2 separate regions of the Homo sapiens genome follow, and region 1 is linked to region 2. A link is an interaction called in ENCODE POLR2A ChIA-PET data of the cell type or tissue named here. Cell type or tissue: IMR-90. All regions are shown on one strand. Each heading gives the region's core, and the rest is flanking DNA. Links, peaks and the distances in the headings are about the cores only. Region 1 overlaps KIRREL1 (kirre like nephrin family adhesion molecule 1). Region 2 overlaps KIRREL1 (kirre like nephrin family adhesion molecule 1).

Region 1 (8,301 bases), core at 1-8,000, 64 kb after region 2:
GTAAAACTAATATACTAAATATATGCCATAAGATCCTAAGTGCCTCATCAGAGATGAACTACAAGGTCTAGCTCTGAGCTTCCAAGCAGTCAGTGCAAAGAGGAAAATTTCAAAATTCATGATACAATTTACAGTAACCATAAAAAAATGAACCAGAAGCTTAGGTAAAGTAGCTCTGGAACTTTCTCCTGTGGATCCTCATAAAAGGACACTGTGATGTGTTGAACCATGTCCTGGACAACATTCCTACCATAAATGCAGTAAGGAGTCTCACAGGGCTGTTCCTTAAAGCATTCCTCAGTGAGGGCTGGTGGCACAGCACCAAATGCTCAGTTCAGTAAAAGCAATTCTTTAAGGGGCCAAAACCATTCCATCTTGGTTCCCAACTCTCCAATGGTCTGGCTTAGTCTGAGGATAACATTGAGAGTATCTGCAGGAAGGGACTGGAGGTGGGTGATAACAGCGGGCAGGAGCGAGGGAGTGCTGCAGGTGCAAAACAGGACTCTTCCTACTTAGCTATTTTGGCCCCCAGTTCAGAACTGCATCAGAGATGAGAGGAAGAAAAGGACATCACAGCCCTCTCTGATACTCACAGTTTCTTAGGAGACACTGAAGGTATGGCAGGACTCAAAAGATTATTTCCCTAAGGAGATGGGGTGAGGGGCCAGCCAGCTGTTGTGATGTCTGGGGTAGGAGTAAGGTGACTTTATGAAACTCATTTAAAAAACAAAAGAGTACTTTGGCAATAAAAAAAAATTTCTTCAGAGTACACCTAACCCCCAAAGTATCAGCTTAGCTTGTGGCCATCCTGAGGCTTGGGAAGATTAAGCCTGCTGGAAAAATCCTAAGAAGCATTCAAAGAGGAATTAGTGGTAGCATTAAACACAGTTAAATAGTCCCAGTAAAGCACCGGAAGGAGGAGAACGCACCTCCCCTTCCGAGGAAGACCCCAAGAATCCTAGCAATTCAGAGATCTAGAGGGCCGCAGTTAACACAGAGGTGGGCCTTGCCTGTCGTATCCAAGGAAGGAAAGAAAAGTCCACAACTTAGTTATCCATGTAGCAATTCAGCGTCAAGAAGTTCTTCCATTTATCTGACTAAAACCTCCTTCCCCCCGCCCCCCCCCCCCCATAAAGACTATATTTCTCTTAATAGTGAAGGAGAGAAAGCTCGCCCAGTGTCGGTCTAAGGGACTGGGACCGGAGTAAGCAGGTCAGTCCCTCGCTAAAGGAAAGAAGATTACAGGGAGGGTGGTCGGGTGTTCCCTGGCTGCTGCTTTGAAATCCTTGTGAGTGAGGGGAAGGAGTAAAGGGTGGGAGAAGAAGGCAAGACGGGAAGGAGGCTAGGATCTCAGGCAGAGTCCCGGACAATGGGCAGGAGTATGGAACCTGCGGCCGGTTACTTAATTATCTCTGAATGGTTTTTGTTCCTGGCTTTAAACATTTACCCCTATTGGGTTTTCATGGCTTCACAAGCTCTCTATCTTCTTTTCTTTGCTGTTGCCATGGCAACAACTCCAGGCTTACAACTGCTCTCTGATTTTAAATAAAAGTTGAGGTTTCTCTCTCTCTCTTCCCTCCCCCTCCTCCCTCCTTTTTCTCTCTTACTCTAGTGAGGTCTCTCTCATCTCCCCCTTCCCTTTACCTTCCTCGTTGCCCTCCACTTCCCCCACGTAGCTCTGTTTTTTTATCATCACCTCATTCTCTCATTTCCTCCTTCCACCTGCCTTCTTACTAAGCCCTCTCCCATATCTTTGGGCTTCCAAACTGGTCCTAATCCCCTGGTTGCCATGACAGCAAGAATAGGCCCCTTAGGAGGGATGGGGGCAGAGGTTGAAAAACAAGGGCATCTCTAGGGAAGGTGGGGGATCTGCTGACAGTCCCAGGAGCAGTGTCACCTAAAATCCTCCAGGGACCACCACCTTCCTCTAGCAATTAATGGACAGTAAGCTCCTTAAGTCACCACCCCTACTCCCACCCCCACCCCAGAAAGGACATTTTTGTCTGTGCAGTGGGGAATGGTAGGGGAGGCAGGGAGGTCCGTGGAGACAGCCTAGATGAAGTGGCAGTTTTCTAGTCGGCGGGAGGTGTACACACACCTTGGTTGCGGAGCAAGGGCAGGGGACTAAGGTGGAACTTGTGGCTCTGGTCACTGCTGTGGGGCAGCGAGTCACTTACCCTCTGAGTCTTGGTTTTCATTTGTAACATTCAAGGGTTGGAATAAATCTGTAATTTTCAAACTGTACTCTACGATGCCCTAGGTCCTCTCAGAGCTACTGTGGGGCATGGGGTGGGGTATGCAAGGTGAGAAGAAACGGGGAGCCGTAGGCACCTGAAACCCAAAACAGTTCTGTCTGGCATCACAAGGAGTCTGCTTTTATCTGCTCGGGGTGGAGATGTGGTAGATCGTCCAGGAATCCTCATCACAAACATGGCATGCTTCTAGGGGAAGTCAGGTCCTCCGTCCACTCTGCTTAGTGGACTGCCCAGGTGACTCTCTTTGCCACCTGCCTCCTTCCTTAGCCCTAACCCAGGACAGACAGGTCAGTCGCAGCTTATGTGGAAATTATCTCTGAAATGGGCTAGAAGACAAAATACTTTACTTCATCCTCAACAACATAAACCTCTCTCTCTAAATTTTATGGGGTATGGGATAAAGGGAGAAATGGACAGCAGTGTGGCATTTTAGAAAAAGCTATGGAAGGGGAGTCAGAAGACTTCATTTCCAGTTCTAGCTTTTCCTCTGGTTAGCTCAGTGGTTCTCACTTGGGGCAATTTTACTTCCCAGGTGACATCTGGAAATGTCTGAAGACATTTTAAATTGTCACACCTGGAGACTGGGGTGCTACTGGCTTCCAGTAGGTAGAGGCCAGGAATGAAGCTAAACATCCTCCAATGTACAGGACAGCCCCCACAACAAAGGGTTAGCTGTGTCCAGCTTAAGCAAGTCATTTCCCCATTCTGGGACTCAGTTTCTTTGTTCATAGATTAGTAACTTACACTATCATTTATCTCACATTTGTTGAGTGCCCATGCACTAGGCGGGTAATGGGAGGCTGAGACAAAGAAGGCCCTTGCCCCTATAGACTTTACATTAACTTATATTCACAACTCCCAGTGAGGGGCAAAACAGGACTTATGAATTCCATGTTATAAAGCATTAGGGAAACAGACTTGCACAAGGTCACACAGACAATTGGAAAGGAAGATGGAATGTGAACTCAGGTCCCTGATTACAAATCCAGGACTCTTTTTATTACACCACACCAAAAAAAAGGTTAGTATTTAACAATAAGAGCTAACTTATACCACTGGCTTACAGTGTCTCAGGTACCAAGCCACACATTCTATGCAGGTAATTTAATGCAGTCTTTATCATCATTCCATGAAGCAGATGCCACTGTTCTCCTACAAAGAGGTGAAGTGACTTGCACAAGGTCACACGGGTAGGAGGTGACAGGTCCTTGAATCTGAGCAGTCTGAACTCCAGATCTTGCTCTTTTTTCCAGAAGGTGAAAAGCATCTGGCCTCAGGCATCATTTACGGAGCTCCTCATTTTACTACTGAATAAACCAAGGCCCCAAAAAAGCACATGTCTTGCCCAAGAGAAAGCAGTCCAATAAGACGAGTTGAGATTAAAATCCAGGTCACCTGACTCCTATTCTAAGGTCAACTCTAATCTACCCTCAAGCTCTACATTTTTTAATCTTATTGGGGAAGGGAAGCAGGGGTGGGAGATACACTATGAAAAACAGACCTAAGTCCAAAGGCCCAGGAATCAAAGTTTGAGGGAAAGTGGGAGGGGGAAAGTGGGAGAAACAGCTGGTGGTCATGAGAATGAAGAGAGCTGCCTCCAGATGGAGAAAGAAACTGAGAGCTCAACATTGAGGGGGAAGAGCTGGGGGAGGGAGCTCAGAAAGAAGAAAGATGCTGACCACAGAGGGGACCCGGTCCAGGGAAAGGAGGCTTCTGCGTGTGACTACGTCCTCGTGGCCACTGCCTGGCCTCCTGCTTCTCCTCCAGGCTCCTTCCCCCACTGCTGCCCTCCGGTCCTCCCACCAATCACCTCTCCACAGCTGGCAAGATTTCCTGGTTCCCTCCTTCACCTTAAAACCCACTGTGGCCCAGGGAAGGAGAGAGCCTGGAATCCCCCATCCCATCTCCCAGCCACCTGTGTCCAGGAGCTTCACCCACTGCCAACCAGACCTACCCCTGAGAAAGGGGACAATAAGACCCTCTACTTCCCCTAGGCCTCAGCGAAATGCCTCCAACCCCTCCCACAGGGCAGCCTTGAGAGAATCCTGAAGTGCCCAATAGAGCACAGCACAGAGGAGGCACCAGCCGCTAGGCTTCTCCCAGCTTCCGGTTCCTTCTAGAGTCTCTTCAAGGCTGGGCTCAGCTCTTCAGCCCATTTTACAGATGAGGAAGAGGCCTTGGGGCTTCTCCGAGGGTCCAACCCTCACGCAGGGGACCAAGGCATAATTATGAAAGAGGCTTTGGTTTGTCGTTTGTTAGTTTTGCTTTTAACAAAACATAATCCAGGGCCTTGGGGAACTTGCAATCCGGTTGGAAAACTGAAAGGTCAGTGCTTGAAAACCGAGTGTAAAGTGAGATAAAAAGAGAGGGTTAGTCAGGATGGGCTCTCCGGAGGCGGTAAACCATCTGCAGTCAGACACAGGAGGTCATGAGGGCCTGGGCTGAGAAGAGTGAGCAGCTTGCATAGGAAGGCTGTCGGTCTTTGCAGACAATCTGAGATTCCAGCCCGCTCCAAGTAGAGGGCCCTGGTTTTCATTTTTTCCCTGCCCCCACAGCTCAGCTCTGGTCAGCCTCTGAGATGATTAAAACCAAAAGAATTTTAAATGTCTGGAATTCACTTTTCACCACTGATGCCATTGGCTTATTTTCTCTCTCTCTCTCCTCCCTTCCCTTCTTATAATTTCTCCTCTTGGGAGAGCTATCTGTTTGCTTTACTCCTTTCTTCTGGCCCAGTTTGCTCTGAAATGATTCCCAGTACACACCAGTTAACTTTGTTTTCATTTAGGAGAGGAGGAGAAAGGGGGTTGGGTGTCTCAGGCAAAGGGGAGGGAGGAGGGAAGGGTGGAGGGCCCTTGATCTTGCTGGCAAAAGTTCCCAGAAAAAGAGAAGAAATAGCTTTCAGGGAAAGAAATCTGCCGAATGTTTATGTTCCCACAAGATTCAGCAAAACCTTTTCATAGACCAAAGCTAAAGTTCAGGGCAAAGCCAGAGCATGTTTCTTCGGGGAGAAACTCTTATCAACATGCATACACAAGCACCCACACCGTTGGTCCAGGTCCCCACCTTCCAGGGCAGGCTGGGACATTCTCAGGACAGTGTGTGTGTGTGTGTGTGTGTGTGTGTGTGTGTGTGTGTGTGTGTGTGTGTGTGTGTGTGTGTATGCATGTGTGTGACATTCTCAGGACTGTGTGGGGTGTGTGTGTGTGTGTGTGTGTGTGTGTGTGTGTGTTTATGGTGGGGACTCCTGCTCTCCTTACCCCAAGTTCAGACCAGATCTGAAGATGCATGAAATGTTTGCTTCCACCCTGGTTCCTGAGCAAACGCTGCTCCTGGGATACCCCTGCTCTGGCCCTCTGAAATCAGTACCTCTGGCCTTGGCTTATAAACCAAATCAGAGAGATCCAGGGCCTCATTTGGGAAGAGCCAGTCCTTTTCATGAACTCTTACCGGATAGGAAGGAGTTGGAAAACTGTGCAGCCAGAAAGAATCTTGGAAATTAACCTTCTCATTTTATGATAAGAAAATAGGCCCAGGTCACTGAGTAAGGTCTCTCCAGTAGAGGCACAAATGGGGCTAAAATCCACATCTAGACCTGCAATCCAGTGCTCTTTCCATACTGCCTCCTGAATATAGATGTTCCTATTGTAATGCCCAGGAAACCAGAAGCTGAGTCAGAAGTTGCAAGCCATGTGATATGTTTAACCCTTTTATGTTTAACTCGCTATGTTTAACCCTTTGGCACACAGGCTTGAGGTGGGCAATCTGAGGTCTGGCAGGCGGCAGAGGCAAGATCAGCCTTGCTTGGAGCTGGGTGCCAATGAGCTTTCAGCCAGAAGCAGCCCCAGCTTGAACAGGCAATTTATTTGTGGAAAGAAGAATTATACCAGAACAGGCTGCCATGACTTTTCTCAATAGCACACCCTAGAAGCAGCACAAGGTAGAAATTGTGTGCCTTCCCTCCTTTTTCGAGGAAGTAGAACAAAAGGACCCTCCCTCCCTCACAAACTTGTTAAGAAACTAACTTGCTTTATGTGCTGTCTGCTAAGCCAGGTGCTTTCATGTATGGTGGTAATAATAATGGTAGTAGTAACAACAGCCACCATTTGTTAAGCACCTATCATGGGTCAGAGGCTCTGTTTTGCATATACTGTCACCAGTCTTTTCAAGATTCCCATTTACCAATGAAGAAATTGAGACTCAAAGTTTATATTCCAGGATCTCACTGCTAGTTAATGGCAAAGAAGTAGGATCCACCTCATTTAATTCTAAAAACCAGGCACACTGGACTAGGGTCATGAAAGAAAATTCAATATGTCCAGGGAAAGAAGGACTTTTCCATGTCCCCCATCCGCTTCTCGGGGACCTGAAGAAGCTTGGGGCACAAAGAACTGCTGAGGAACAGGAACGAGGGACAGACACGAGACACACTAGAGATTAGGGTCCCCTGGTCCAACTGTGTGTCCAACTCACGGGCAAAGGTTTCTGTCTCTTGGGCCTCTCAATTCATCATCTGGACGGGTGTCCTTTCTGTTTATCTCTGGGATGAAAGCCCAAGGAAAGCCCCGAGGTGACAGCAGAGCTGACCATCTGCTGGGTCCAGAGGGGAGGGCCCAGCAGGAATGGTGTCCCCTCCCTCCCTTTTTCCATTACATCCTGTCCTGTGCTGACCCCATGGAGACAGGGCCATTGGGTGGTACGAACATGACCTTTACAACTAACCAGACAGACCTGGATTTAATTTGTTGTGACTCGAACAAATGACAGGCGCTCTCTGAGCCATGGTTTTCTTCATCTCTAAAACGGGCATGATGAGCACACTGTGAAACACCTGGCGCAGCTCCCACATGGTGCTGAGTAAAGGTGAGCCCTTTCTCTCTTCATCTGATCCTACTACTGAGTGATCATTCCCTGGTCATTTCCAGGGGCTCAAGCCTCAGGAGAGGTGTCCTGCTCCCCACAAACAGAAAAGTTCCCAGGCCAGGGTCCAGGTCCTGTTGTGATGGTGGCCCTGCCCTTCCTTTCCCTATCACAGCGATTCTCGACTTCCCAGCACACGGTTGACTGAACCTCACTGGGGACTATCTCCTGCTCTTCACTAAGCTTTCTGGCCACCAACCTATACACATCTCCTGCTGTACCCCTAGGGCAGGCCAGGGGAGCTCCGGGGATAAAGCCTGTGCCAGCAGCCAGCACTGTGGACCAGGTGAGGCCTCCCCAAGGGGCACAGCCTCCTGCCTTCTGGCAGAGACCCCTGGGGCCTGCTGGGCAGCCCAGGGGTTCTGGCTCCCAGGCTGCCTTACCACCCCAAGTGTCCCTTTCTTCTCACTGCGCCCCGCCCCCTTCCTCCAACATGTCTCTTCCCACTCTCCCCTTCTCTCCCTCTTCCTCCCCACCCCCCTCGCTGCCGGCTAGGAGCAGGAGGTTATGAAAATGAGCTGCGTGCCCAGGAGACTGTAATTATCTGCTAAGTGTGAAAGCCAGAATGATTAATTAAGAGATAATAAAAAGAAAAGGAGGGCGAGAGGGGGGCCTCCCGGCTTTGCTTTGATGATAGAACCTGAGGTGAGCCAAGCAATTAGGGGAATCTTTATCGAGAGTTAGCTATAATCCACAAATTATCAAGCTCCAAATGCTTCAGGAGCAGGGCGCACTTCACTCCTGCAGAGTGACAGACCAACAGACAGGGAAGGACAGCAGGAGCGGGGAGCATCCGGCTCGGGGGCAGAGAGAAGCGAGGGCACAGGGGCTGCTGGTGGATGGCCAGCTGCAGGGCTAGCTGCACTTCCAGGACTCCGGGCCATAGTTGTCCTACCCTCCTACCCTTAAAGGGTGCACTATCCTCAAGCAAACCCAGGCTGCCCACAAGCAGGCTCCAAGCTGAAGCCCGGTTTAACTCCAGGACAGGCTGCCCATGCTGCACTCTCCCCCCAGACACACGAGCTCTTCTTCTTCAGAGGGCTTACATTCCACCCCAGTCCTCTCCTGAGGTGTCGGGGGGCTCTGCCTGTGTGTGTGCAAAGCATGTCACCTGGCCAGTGTGAATGCT
Region 2 (8,305 bases), core at 306-8,305:
ATGATGCCAAAATGGCCAAAGTGCCCAGGTCTCCTAACCACCAGCAGTCTAGGACTCTCTCTTTCCACTATGCTCTGAGGACTTGTTATGTTCTCACCTCCCTCCTTGCAAAAACAAAAAACAAAACAACAGGCTGGGCACAGTGGCCCATGCCTGTAATCCCAGAACTTTGGGAGGCCAAGATGAGTGGATCACCTGAGGTAAGGATTTCGAGACCAGCCTGGCCAACATGGTGAAACACCGTCTCTACTAAAAAATACAAAAATTAACCAGGCATGGTGGCGGGCACCTGTAATCTCAGCCACTCAGGAGGCTTAGGCACAAGAATCCCTTGAACCCGGGAGGTGGAGATTACAGTGAGCCGAGATCATGCCACTGCACTCCAGCCTGGGTGACAGAGACTCTGTCTCAAAAAACACCAACCAATCAACCAACCAACCAAACAAACAACAGAAAACCTTCCTTGTACCCAAACTCCCTCATCTCAGCTCCTCTCTCCTTTCTCCCATCCATCTTGGGGGCTCCCCGCAAATTCAGTGATTTCAAGTTAGAAGGAAGGAAAGGAAGAGGGGCAAAACATATCAAATGGAGGCAGAAAAAAAAGGGACAGAGTCAATGTAAATAGGGAAGAAAGAGAGTCACAGATGGACAGAGTCCAAGCCCAAGACAGAAAGCACAACAGAGGCAGAGGCCCAGTGAGACAACAGGGCTGGAGAGAACAGGAAGACTGGCAGATTCAGAGGTATTGCAAGAGTGAGGCTTGGAGAGAGGCTGGGGGCTGAGTGGGTGAGGGGGGGCAAGGGGTGTGCTGAAGCTGGCCTCCTTCCGGTTCTGTGGCACTGCTGCAGGAGAGAGTCCCCTCATTATGCAAATGGCCTCGGGGGTTACCATAGAGGGACATCTGCTCGGTCCCCCAGTGGGTGGCTGCCTGGCTGGCGCAGGGCTTCCAAGAGCTGCAGGGCTTCCAAGAGCCAGCAGCCATCCAGACACAGCAGGACCCCATCCCTCCCACCCCTCACCCCAGTTTTCAGCCTCAAGGCCCATTCCTTCCAGTCCTATTCCCCTGTTCCTGGAGGAGGCCCCCAGGTGAATTTGAGAGGAAGGGTGAGCACTGAGGGAGGAAAGGAGGCAGCTGAGGGAAGAAGGGTTGTGTGAGGCTAGGGTGAGGTGGAAGGAGGGGCACGGGGGCCGTTTGGGGTCTCCGAGGCAGCTGAGAGGAAAGTGGAAGGGAGACGCCCCCTCACCAACAAGCCTGCCAGCCAGGACAGCTGGGAAAGGAGGGCCCGGGTCTCCATCACTCCATACGTCCCTGCTTCTTGTCTCCACAGCCTTGTTTCTAAAAGGCAGAAGGCCCTGTCCCTGAGTGGCCGAGGCACTGGCTGCGGCAGAGAGGATGCTGGGCCTCACACAGCTCACGTCCCGCCAGCACCCCACGTCTCCCACATGCCTGGTTTACTTTCTTCTACCTGGACTTGAGCATTAGGGCAGGGATAAGGCCAGTAACAGAGAGGGAGAAGCTGGGAAATTAAAGAGGGAACTGGAGAGTGGGAGAGACTGCCAGGATACAGAGAGACAGGGCCTCGAAGTACTGAAGGGTATTGGGGTCCTTACTGAGCACGGTGAGTTTGGCCCGCCGAGAGCGCAGGGCGGCCTCCGTGGCCTGGCACTCGTAAGAGGCGTCGTCAGAGAGCTCAGCATCTGTGATCTCCAGGTTGTACTGCCCAGCGTCTGCGGAGCCCACAACCCGGTACCGTGGCCAGGCTGCAGAAACAGAAAGAATGAGGCCCAACCTTGAAACAAGGACACATCCTCAGCCATCCCACACCAGTACTCCTCCCTCTGCCCTCTCCTGGGACACCACTGACAGGTGAGAAGGTGAGGCCCCAGACACAGACACCTGATGCCACGACACCTCACGGCGAGGCTGGGAGCCATACAGCTGGAGGAGCAGACAGGAGGGCAGCTGAAGCAGGGAGGCTAGCAGGAGCAGATGAAATCTCCAAGGCTGTTTGCAGACAAATGCCTCTCATAATAATAGGGGAGAAAGAGGAGAGAAAAAGGCACACAGCAGGGAGCAAAGGAGAGGGGGAGAGAGGGAGAGCGAGTGTGTGGGCGCCAGGAAATATAGGGCATCGCAGCACAGACATGAGCTCATGGGAGCACCTCTGCAGGACTCATAAGGCAGAGGGAAGCCCAAGGCAGGCCCAGGGAGGAAGGATGAGGCAGGGGACCGCTGGCTCCCCAGAGGAGCTCCTAAACCAAAGAGTCCTGGTTTCCTGCAGAAGCAGTGGCTGAGGCAGTGGGCCTTGCCCTCCTTCCTCCAGGCTCCCCCACCCGCTTCTTGCTTCCCAGCCTCCCCTCACATTCCCACCATCAGCTCCTTCCCATGATCTCCCTCTGTCCAGAGGCTATCGATTCTTCTCACTCCATATCTATTGATCTCACTCTCTCTCCCAGTTTCTTTCTCTTTCTATCATCAATAGATCTACCAGACCCATCTCTTTCCCTTATATGGATTGCTCTACACAGACGAATTTCCTCTACCTGTACTAACACATGGAACTCACAGCAAATAATCTCAACTCCCTCAACAATTATAAGAATAAAAATATACAGCCCATCCCCCACACCCATACTTACTTCTTTACAGTGCTTTAAAGCTAAAATATGTTTTTACAAATCTCTTCTCCCATTTGGCTCAAAACTCACAAATGCACTTCTAAGGCAGACCGGCCTGCAACCACTATGCCTGCTTCACACAGTAAATGAAGGTCCAGAGAGGTGAAGTGGCTTTCCTAAGGTCACCCAGCTGGCGGAGGCAGGACTAGAACCCAGGTGTCCACTCTGCCAGGCAGCCTTTCCAAAGGTCTCTTTACTTGCTTTAGAATATAGGAAGTTGGTTTTTTTGTGTTTGACTGACTCATTATGTTTGCTTCAGCACCAGCTACATAGCCAGTGCTTAATAAAGGCTTGTTGAATGAATAAATAAATGAATGCTCAGGCTGATATTAAAATGAGTTTTTGGCCTCTGAGCAGACATCGCCTGGGCAGCGGGGAGGAGAGAGGCTGGAGCCGAGCCAGGCCGGCATGAGACACTTGCGGGACACAGAAGTTGCCTGTGCCCTCTCCTACCCTTGCTGCAGACTCTGGAGTCTCCCAGCACCTCCTGCTAGACAGCTGTCTGCCTGCAGCTCCCCTCACAGGGTCTGTGTCTGCCTGAAACTCTCTTATATAAAGGTCTCTTGGTTTCCCTTGACCTCTCAGGCTTCGTACTGCCTTCCTCAAGTCAGTCCTCAGTGGGAGGAAAGGTAGAGCTGCAGGGTGGGAAAGCTGTAGAAATGGAGCTCAGTAGCAGAGACAGAGGGGAGGCTGTGGCACAGAGGAGGGTGGTGAGGGAACTAAGGGATGGTGAGTCCAGGAATCTATGCTGGAAGTGGGGAATGGCGGAGAAGATGGGACAGTTTGGACGTTGGGTAGCCAGGCACTCACCTTTGAGGCCCTGGCCCATGCCCAGGGCCAGCCCGTCCTTGGTCCATTGCACAATTCCAGAGTAGTTGAGCAGCACACAGGGGAGCACGGCCCGCTGTCCAGCCACCACCGTCTGGTCAGCTGGCTCCTGGCTGAAGCGGGTCTGGGTCCCTGCAAAGCCAAAGCCAGCACTGGGTAAGATGAGTAAGGAGAGGGGCTCCTCTAAGAGGTCCCCCTCACCATGCAGCTGGAAGGAGGGAGAGCCTCCAGTTGGGGATGGGGACTCTCCGGTCCCTGCCCCCCTTCAGCCTCAACCCCTTTGTTTCAAGATGCCACGTCCTTACCCTTTATTCCTTCCTCCCTCTGAGACCCATGGGAATGGATTTCAGGAGCTGAAGTGCTCAGCAATCACAGAAAATAGTGCACTGTTACAGAAGGGCCTTAAAAATGGGTCTAGTCCAACCCTCTCATTTTACAGAGGAGGACCCTGACTTCCAGGGAGGACAGTAACTTACTCAAGGGCAAGTTAATGGCAGAGCTGGGATTAGAACCTGAGCCCCTGCATCCAGGTCCTAGCTGTTCCTCTACTACCCATTGCCCCAGCCCACCCCCACATTAATGACTCCTACTTAGACGCGTGTCATGTGAGCTGATGGGAGTCAATGTGAACCAACACTCATGTGCAACTATGCCAGGTACAATTCCTCCACGAATACATCAGGGTAGATACTATAAAGCCAGCATGTCCACATGTGTGTATAGAAGCTTCCTGGGTGGAAAGTGTATCCAAAACAAAGTAGCTCTGAACCCACTTCTTGGCACATGTGCCCTGCTCTGTGTGTTCATCCTTCGCTCCCAAGTGCAGGGGGGCCTAAGTGTGTACACATGAACACACCTGCACACACCCCGCCTCCTTCACTGTGGGAGCTGAGAGGCCACGTGACTTTGTTCCACTCTCCCTCCGGCTGTGGGAGCTACACATGGCTGCCCGGCTGGCAGCTCGGCCGGGAGCATTTGATTAGAGAACTGCAGAGTAATTGCCTTTAATTGTGGAGCCTAAATGGAGCAGGGAATTGCATTGCGGGTTTTTTCTCCCCCACCACTCCCACCCACTGGCTCCAACCAGCACTGGTCGGCCCCAGTGGTGGGGCAGGCCTAGGCTCCTTGCAGAGCTATGTGAGCTATGGGGCTCAGGTTCCTTTGCCAAGTTGTGGGGAAAGGAGAAGGGGGACAAGGGAGTGACTGAAGGACAGCAAAGGAGAGTTCTGGGACTTCCTTGCCATGCTCCCAACCTGTCATACCAGGTAACTGAAATCGGCTCTCCCCAAAAGTCACGGCCTCCTCCTTCTTCTTTCCCTCCACAGCTCATGAATCTGCAGAGGCCACAATCCCCAAATCTGACCTTTTCCTAACAGAGCTTTCTAAAATTTATCTGCCCCATCATCACTCCTGTGTGTAAGCAAACTTAACTCACCCCTCGCCACTCCAAGATGTCCCTCTAAGCCACCACAGAAGTGGGATCCTAGTCTCATCCCCTTCCTTCCTTTCTCTTCACCAGCCCCATTTCTCCTTTTTTCCTCAAACCTGCTCTACATGTCCCTCTTCCAGGAAGCCCTCCTAGCCCAATTCCTTGGCCTCTTGGGCAAATATAACCGGTCGCGTCACTCGGCCCTGCTGTTATCACTATGTACGGGGTTTCCTCTCTCAAATGATCAGGGGTAATGTCCATGATTTTGTTTGTCACAGGGTAGAGGGCAACTAGTAGGTGAGGACATTTGCCCTATCTGTTCCAGCAGAATGCCAACATCTCCTCTAAGGCAGAGGGCCAAGCTCTCTCCCCCATCTGAATCTCCTGAACATCCGACATCCATCCCCACTGGTTGTTGCACACAAAGGGGTCTGAAAAAGAGGTAGCTGGGGCCTAGAGTGGACTGATAACCAGAATGTGATCTAGCATGAGGCAGACTCTTTACTCTTGATTAAGTGTGCAAATTTAGGTCTTTGGGTCTGCAGGGGCCAGGAAGTTAGAAACAGGCTCCCTCTCCCATACTCCATGAGTGGCTCCTCAAGTCTGCTGACCTGACCTTTCATTCATGTCTTCTAAAGGATAATCCCTTTTGAGTGATCAGGGTGGCAGGTGCTGAGATCCTGGGGGAGGGGTGGGTCAGGTGAGCAGCCAACATTATTAATTCAAGCATTGTCCTCATTATTATTCAAATTTATTCATATCCTTGCGCATTTCTCTAGTGCAGCTATATGCTGCAAACTCTCCACACTCACGTTTCTCCTTCCCATGGCCCCTGGAGCCCAAGTCAAGGGCTTAAGAGTGGGCTTGCTGGTGAGCCCTGGCTCAGAGGTGGAATTTATACGCATGGCTTTCCTGCATGGAGCCTGGACACCCTGGTCTCTCGCTGAAGTCTCTCAAGGACAGTGAGCAGCTGGCTCCTTGTCCACTTGGAATGAAGAAGCAGCTGACCCTGCGGCAAGATGGAGATGGGAAGCACTTGAAGTAAGAATCAGGAAACGGGGGTCTTGTGGAGATGAGGAGTGGTGTGACCTTGGGTGTGTCAATTCCTCATATGGGCCCCCATTTGCTCACCTGTACAATGACAAGCCTGGACTGAGGAACGCCAAATCCCTCTGTGCCCAAATACTAAGAGGACAGGTTTAGGAGACAGACTGTGGTTTATATATTGCCTGTGTGGCTTTCTCACCCAGTGACCTTGGCCAAGTTATTTGCTAAGCTTCATTTTCCTGCCTGGTAAACTGGGGAATGTTAATGTCTATTTCTGGATTGCTGTCAAAGTAAAATGAGATGAGGTGTATGCTATGCGTGGTACAGTCCCTTGCCTGTATGCACTAAATGGCAGCTATGATCATTATTTCTCCTGAACAGTTAGACAATTAGAGGGACAACTGGAAACCTGAATAGGAACATGACAAAGAAGGTGGTATCTGACTTTCTGGCAGTTTTGAAGTTTCCTCTTGATTTAGGCCTGACTGAAGCAATTCAGTCCAGACACAGGGGCATGGAAGTAATAACCTTGCAGAGAGTCCAGAAAGGAGGGGAAGTAAAGACATCTCGGGAATTTAATTGGATGGAAAGGCAGCCTAGACCCTGGGCCTACTAAAGCCACTGGCAATGTTTTCTGGTCCCAAAACAGCCCCTGCAGCCAACATAGAATCCCAAATATAGTTCAGATGCCCCTGGGTTATGCCGACCTGGCTTATGATTACAGGAACGCCCCAAGTCTCCCTTCACCAAGTCCTGTTCTCTCTGATCTGTACCCAGATGCTAGGCCACTTGTCCTGGGTTTTTAGTGGCTTCTTGACACTCAAGGGCAAACCAACACCTCATCCCCCTTTTACATTGTAATGCTACTGGGTCCCCTCTCCCCTTCCTTCCTGCTAACTGATCAGCCATGCCCTGTCCGAGGCCTGCACCTCACTGCTCACTTTCTAGGCTTTCTCCTCTGCTCTCCCACATCCCCCTCGCCACCACATGTCAGAACTGTCCAGAGCCTGTTTCCCTTGCCCTTCCCTTCTCTGCTCCACATTCTCTTTTTCAGGGAGCTTCCCAGGACCGACTCCAAGTTCCACCCAGCATTGTTCCTCCTCTCACTGAGAGGAGGCCTTTGTCACCTCTTCATGCCCTTGCACAGGCCTTTCCCTGGGGTGGACACTGCTCCCCCTGCTCCCTCGGGATTCAAACAGTCACCTCCTCTGGGAAGTCTCCCGTGACTTTCGTGTAGTTCCCTCAAGGTCTTCCTACTCACGTCTCACTTCTGCTGTAGTAGGGCCCACACTGCACTGGCCACCCCATCCCTGCTGTTACCCCAGGGGCAACTCCAGGAGTCTGGACTGTGCCACTTATAGTCAAGCCCATCACCAGGTGCAGGGCCTGCTGCCTGGCACACTACGGGTGTTCCAAATATGTCTGTTGACTGAGGGAGTGAGAGTGAGCAAATCCGAGTCCACAGTCCTGCCTGTGAAACCACCATCCAGAAAAGGAGGCAGAGCATGCCCCTGACCCCAGAAGGCTCACAGACTTCCACCGAGGTAGAGACAGGCTGGGCAGGTGAAGAGGACAGCACCCTCCTCTCAGTGAGAGGAGGAACAATGCTGGGTGGAACTTGGAGTCGGTCCTGGGAAGCTCCCTGAAAAAGAGAATGTGGAGCAGAGAAGGGAAGGGCAAGGGAAACAGGCTCTGGACGGTTCTGACATATGGTGGTGGCGAGGGGGATGTGGGAGAGCAGAGGAGAAAGCCTAGAAAGTGAGCAGTGAGGTGCAGGCCTCGGACAGGGCATGGCTGATCAGTTAGCAGGAAGGGGAGAGGGGACCCAGTAGCATTACAATGTAAAAGGGGGATGAGGTGTTGGTTTGCCCTTGAGTGTCAAGAAGCCACTAAAAACCCAGGACAAGTGGCCTAGCAAGTGTCCTAGGCACACATTTGTGTGCACACCTGCCTCTCAGGTCCTGGTTGCCTGGCCGTCCACCATCCACGCCACAGAGCAGAGCCTGCCCTGGACTGAGGATGACATTTCAATCCCGTCCCTATGCCTGCGCCCCCTTCCAGGAAATAAAACCAGTGCCAAACAGAAACACAAGGAAACTGCTCTATGTGGGGTGGGAAGGTGGCCTCCCGGGGGCCAGGTGGGAGGGGAACCAGGAAGGTCCTGACCACAGACATACAGTGAAAACAGACCATTGCTGGGTCAAATTCTGGCAGCTCCAGTCTGGGGCCAGCCAGTGAGATTCTGCGCGTATGTTTTAAGTGTATTCCCATCTGCTTTGATCTTGCTCCCTCCCTGCCTTCAGACACCATCACAGCTGTGGT

What was found. Peaks named below come from ENCODE experiments on the same cell type or tissue, not always from the same donor. Only the 100,000 strongest peaks of a DNase experiment are listed, where the experiment ranks them.
Region 1: POLR2A ChIA-PET joins it to region 2 with 5 read pairs; 3 of 35 experiments call an interaction of 5 or more read pairs at or near these places.

The regions. Positions count from the first base shown.
Region 1 is chr1:158,007,510-158,015,810 of GRCh38, reverse strand. The region is part of intron 1 of KIRREL1 (kirre like nephrin family adhesion molecule 1); the gene reads right to left. Among named protein-coding and RNA genes, the nearest start is that of KIRREL1-IT1, 14 kb to the left of the region's middle. In IMR-90, for the core only: no CTCF peak of the experiment used is centred there; DNase peaks (open chromatin) are centred at 3,940, 4,890 and 5,920; H3K4me3 peaks cover 1,018 bases; H3K27ac peaks cover 7,226 bases.
Region 2 is chr1:158,071,447-158,079,751 of GRCh38, reverse strand. It overlaps KIRREL1 (kirre like nephrin family adhesion molecule 1), which reads right to left. Exons shown (of 15, transcript NM_018240.7): 2 at 3,490-3,639; 3 at 1,612-1,761. Among named protein-coding and RNA genes, the nearest start is that of KIRREL1-IT1, 50 kb to the right of the region's middle. In IMR-90, for the core only: no CTCF peak of the experiment used is centred there; no DNase peak of the experiment used is centred there.